Regions from separate parts of the Homo sapiens genome. Here region 1 is linked to region 2. Evidence: read pairs that join two places in POLR2A ChIA-PET (ENCODE). Cell type or tissue: OCI-LY7. All regions are shown on one strand. Region 1 overlaps LINC01484 (long intergenic non-protein coding RNA 1484). Region 2 overlaps CPEB4 (cytoplasmic polyadenylation element binding protein 4).

What was found. ChIA-PET counts read pairs that join two places held together with the same protein. Peaks named below come from ENCODE experiments on the same cell type or tissue, not always from the same donor. Only the 100,000 strongest peaks of a DNase experiment are listed, where the experiment ranks them.
Region 1: POLR2A ChIA-PET joins it to region 2 with 5 read pairs; 7 of 35 experiments call an interaction of 5 or more read pairs at or near these places.

The regions. Positions count from the first base shown.
Region 1 is chr5:173,736,174-173,738,673 of GRCh38, reverse strand. The region is part of intron 1 of LINC01484 (long intergenic non-protein coding RNA 1484); the gene reads left to right. Among named protein-coding and RNA genes, the nearest start is that of LINC01484, 8.8 kb to the left of the region's middle. RefSeq lists an enhancer at 1,379-1,538. In OCI-LY7, no CTCF peak of the experiment used is centred here; a DNase peak (open chromatin) is centred at 1,463; H3K4me3 peaks cover 1,993 bases; H3K27ac peaks cover 2,444 bases.
Region 2 is chr5:173,901,939-173,904,438 of GRCh38, reverse strand. The region is part of intron 1 of CPEB4 (cytoplasmic polyadenylation element binding protein 4); the gene reads right to left. Among named protein-coding and RNA genes, the nearest start is that of CPEB4, 15 kb to the right of the region's middle. RefSeq lists a silencer at 2,419-2,500. In OCI-LY7, no CTCF peak of the experiment used is centred here; no DNase peak of the experiment used is centred here; H3K4me3 peaks cover 2,103 bases; H3K27ac peaks cover 2,356 bases.

The DNA.
Region 1 (2,500 bases), 170 kb after region 2:
AGCTTCACACTGCTCACAGAGTAGGCAACAGGACCATGCTTGCCAAATGAACTATCTGACCAAGAAAACCAAATCAAAGTGGTCCCACCCTTCTCTCCAGCACACCATGACGGGATGTAGCTATAGCTCAGCGTAGGGTGGCAATGCAGGAGCAGTAAAGGGAGGTGTTGGAGGGGTCTCAACTGAAGAAGACACTGGATGGCCTGAGAGGGAGGTTGAAGGTGGCATCGCTTTTCATGTGAGTTCATTGCTCACTTAACAAGCACCTACCAGGTGCCCGCTGTGGTGGGCCAGCACCCTCAGCAGGTGCTGGAGCCATGGGCTCTGATGTTAGTGTTGAGTCCTTATGGAGTGCCAGCACTTTCTATGCATTGTCTCACTCCCTCTTCACAATATCCCCATGGGGTAGCTACCGATATAGTCTGTTTGGTACTAAGGAAATTGGGGCCCAGAGAGGGTAAGAAAAGTGCTCTGTCTACTGAGTGAGAAAGTGTCACAGCTGAGATTTGAACCCAGGTCATCAACTCCTGACTCCCGAGCCATGCTCTTAACTACTTCCCAATGGCTCCTGCTACAGGAATTTGACCCTGTCCATTCACTGGACATAGGCATGCCCAGTTTCTGGACATCGACTCTGGCCCTGTGCTGGCAACTGAGGGTACAGCCAAAAATTGGACCCTCCAGAGCCCATGGAGGGGCTCCAAGGTCTCAGCACAAGACCCAGCTGTCGAGATGCACGTGAGAAAACCCATAGCCTATTGGCCTGGTACCACACACAGAGGCCTGTTCCCACTTAGGTTCAGAGAGTTTGGCCCACTCATCCATCCATCCGTCCATCCATCCATCCATCCACTTACTTATTCATAGCTCACTCATTCACTTAACAAACATTCACTCAACCCCTGTGGCCCACTCTGTACTAGGCTCTGTGCTAAGACTTGGGGATAAACCTAACTAAGAGAGACCGGGTCATTGACTCACAACTGAGGGTATAAAGGAGAGTCAGGCAGTAAACACAGAAGAAGATGAGATGGTTCAGGGTGGGGTGAGTGCTGGGAGGTCAATAAAATCAGGCGGAGAAGTAGAGAGTGACTGAAGAGAGACCAGGAATGAGAGAGGCAATTTAGGTGGGGTGGTTAAAGGAGGTCCCTAAGGAGATGACTTACAATGTGGCCAGAATGAGGAGAAAGGGCCAGCCCAGGGGAGAAGCGAGCACAAAGCCTGCACGGTTCAGAAGAATTGGAGTGTGCTAGGAGGTGATAGAAGGCCTCTTTGGACTGGGAGCAAGTGGCCTCTGTGATGCTGGGGTGTGGTCAGGTCCAGACCTGCACACCCTGTATCTACAACTGATGCTCACTCCAGCAGCCAGTGCCTGGCTCCTTCCGCAGGGGCCTCTCTTGGAAACATTCCAGCTCATAGCCGTGACTGTGGTTGAGGCCCTTCCTTCTCCAGGGTGGGGCTGGCAGGTGTCACCAGTCTCTGCCGTCATGGGTCAAGGAGTGGGGCCTTCCTGAAAGGGCGTCAGCCGTGACTGACCTTAGCTTGGCCTCTACATTCTTCAGACCGTGGGTTTCTTCCCCCAGCCCCAGGGGTGGGGGCTTTCTGAAGCCTTCTGTGCTGCAGCAGAGAGAGGCTAAGAGACTGGCCTGAGGTCGCTCAGCAGGTCCGGGGGACAGATGGGTCTAGAATTCCTCCTTTTTTGTCTCCAGTTTCTTTCCATGATCCTCCATCCTAGGTGGTCTCTCTCTAGGCAGAATATAGCCTTCCTTATTCCTGAACGTTTAACCCAGCCTGGGCTTGAATAAAGCAATATGTGGGGAAAAGGGCACAGTTTCCTTGGACCTGTGCTTTTCTTATATCAGTGTTTAATGTTCCCTATAATCATCCATTTGTCCATTTATTTGTTTCCAGCAGTCATATATTCATTCAACTCAAGAATCACAAAACATCCACGCTGTGAATTACCAGGAAGAACAAGTAGAGGCCTTATCTTTCATGATCTCACAGCCTAGCCAAGGGCTCAGGGTACATCAAGGATTGCCGGTGCAGGGTGTGGGGGCAGGGCGGAGGGCAGTGGGAACAGTTACAATAGTTACCATGCAATGACTGGATTGCATCAAAAGCAAAAGCAAATTATGTTGGAGTACAGATGACAAAGTAACCAGCTGCTCGGGTAGTCAGGGAAGGCTTCACAGAGGAAGGGACATTTGAGCTGGGTCTTGGAGAATCAATAGGAGTTTGCTAAACAAATCATTCAGGATATTGATATTCTGGGTAGAGGGACCTGCATGGGCAAAAGCACAGCCAAATGCTGGAAAGGAAACAGGATGGAACCCGGCTAAAGAAGGTAACAGCTGGGCTGGGCGCGGTGGCTCACGCCTGTAATCCCAACACTTTGGGAGGCCGAGGCGGGCGGATCATGAGGTCAGGAGATCGAGACCACGGTGAAACCCCGTCTCTACTAAAAATACAAAAAATTAGCTGGGCGCAGTGGCGGGCG
Region 2 (2,500 bases):
CCCATTGAGATGACAGAGTGGCATACAAATTAGAGACCCATCATAAATGCATCTCTGGGTTATCTACTAACCACAGGAGTACTGGTGGTAGTAACAGTACTAATAGGATTACTATCAGCAGCTAACATTATGGGTTACATTCATAACCTCATTTATTCTTCACAAAACCCTGATACAATTAGATATGTTCAGTTATTATCCCACTTCACAGATGAAGAAACTGAAGCTTCGAGTATTTAAATAATTCCATCAATGTTAGGTAAGTGGAGGCAGAATGTGAACCCAGACCTTCTGACTCTAGAACATGTGAGCTTAGTAATCATGAAGGAAAATAAAAGATCACCAATGATTTTCAAGGCTAAGCAAAGCAAACTTTATCACAATGCTTAAACCTCATCATATTCTGTAGTCTTAATTATTATATTTAATATACTGAGTTGCATGTCAGTAACTGGTTAGTTTCAGTTTCTGTCATCTCTACTTCACAGGACAATTTCTAAAAGAAAGACCTTATGATACCACTATGAAAATCAAAGTTGATAAAAATAAGCTTCTGACAAAACAAAATGAATGTTTCAGAGAGGACCCTTGTTTTTAGTATACACCTGAATAATACTGCCTGCCAGGGCAAAATGGGAAGACCTACATCAGTATATAGCTAATGACAAGGCTTTTCATGACATTCCAGAAGCTGCCACAAGCAGCACGTGAACCTGCTGGTCTGTTCCTATCAGGAAAAACAACCAAATTGTAATTATGCCACAGACCAAAATAATCATTTGTGGCCATTTTTTTTTAACATCCAGATGGCTGATCTAAGCCAGCGTTTCTCATACTTGAGAGTACGTCAGAATCACCTGGAGTTCTTGTTAAAATACAGATTACTGGGTCCATCCCCACAGTCTCATTCAGCATGGGTCGTGTCCAAGAATTCCCATCTCTGACAAGTTTCCAAATGACACCAGGGATTACTCTTTGAGAACCACGGAGTTAAGCAAATCCATTCAACAGGTTAACTTCATTAGATCCTTAGGGGTGTGCTTTATAGCTTTTATCCTAGTTGGCCAGCTATGATGCAGTCCAGCTTAAATATTCTACAGGAACTACTGTATGATTTCCTTATGAAGAGAAGGGCTTTGCTCTCAAAACCTGAAACAGCTCTGTCTTTCAAGTTCTAAGGTCCATACCTTTGGAAAGATTAAAATAAAGTTCAATTTCACCAAAACAAAATTCCTTAAGAAAAAGCATCAAGAGGTGAGTGGCTCACCATTAAGAACAAACAAAATACAAATTTGGTGCTTGAATTTTCACAATAAAATACTATCTCTGGCATCCATATACCCCATATCTTAAGCATATAGCTTTTTTTTTTTTTTTTCATTCAGCTACATGGAATATCTGCCATTCAGGTATTTACTACTGACATGTCTTCTCTCTCTCACAACTGGTCAAATGCCCTACAAGCCAAGATAAACAGTCTAAACAAAGGATATGCTAATTACTCATTCCTTCAGATTCAACCTATTTATCAAGTCACATCATCAGAAAATACATAGTATATACTGGTCCCTTTGGACTTGCTTTTATAGAATTATGGCTTAACAGCATGATCTCAGATTTTAATAAGCAGAAAATATTAGTAACTGCTGTTTGTTAAACATCTATGAATTTTCTTGTAAAATTTGTCAGCAATGGAAAAATTCATTGTCTGTCAACGCCCCATGATTAGAAACCTGCAAGGCAAATTTCTCTCAAAAATATTTCACTCTTGTTTAAAAGTATGCTTATTTTCATTAGAGAATGAGATCTACATCACCCATCATGTTACATTTTTGTCTTGGATGCTGGGGTGTTCACAGTTAGGTTATGTGCTCACAGGCAAAAACTGTACTGAGTTTAAATGTTCTCATCTAAATATAACCCATGCTACCCACCACCACCACCACCACTCTATTATTGCTTCTTTTTATACTTGAGCTAGTATGTTTTGGCATTACTAGACTGAGTCTAAAACACAAAAGGTAATTAATTGAATGTAACCACATTATTAAGAACCAAAGCCAAAATTCAGCTATCCCTTGACTCATTCTATTTCTATAAAAACATATATTACTGTGATCATCATTTCTCAGACTGCTACATATCTGTACCAGGCTACAGAAGTTTCTCTTTCTGGCTTAAACTTTCCCTGGTAAAGAAGGGAAGGGAAAATATTTTGGTTTGAAAGGAAAGTGTACGCCAGTGTGTCAGCTGCCAAAATAAATAGAAATTTTGAGATGCCAGTAGAGCCCATAATTAATCAAAGGTAACTATGGGAGTTTTAATTCAAGATTTGCCAAAATGTAAATATTCCTCTTGAATTAAATAATATGTAAATTCACAGATCATCAAGAGTGGACTATCCAGTCAACTTTCAAGATTCCACTTCCAAATGACCCTCACATCCCTACACAGGCAGCAAATCCCTTTTCCCTTATGTCTCCCTAGCACTCTGACATCC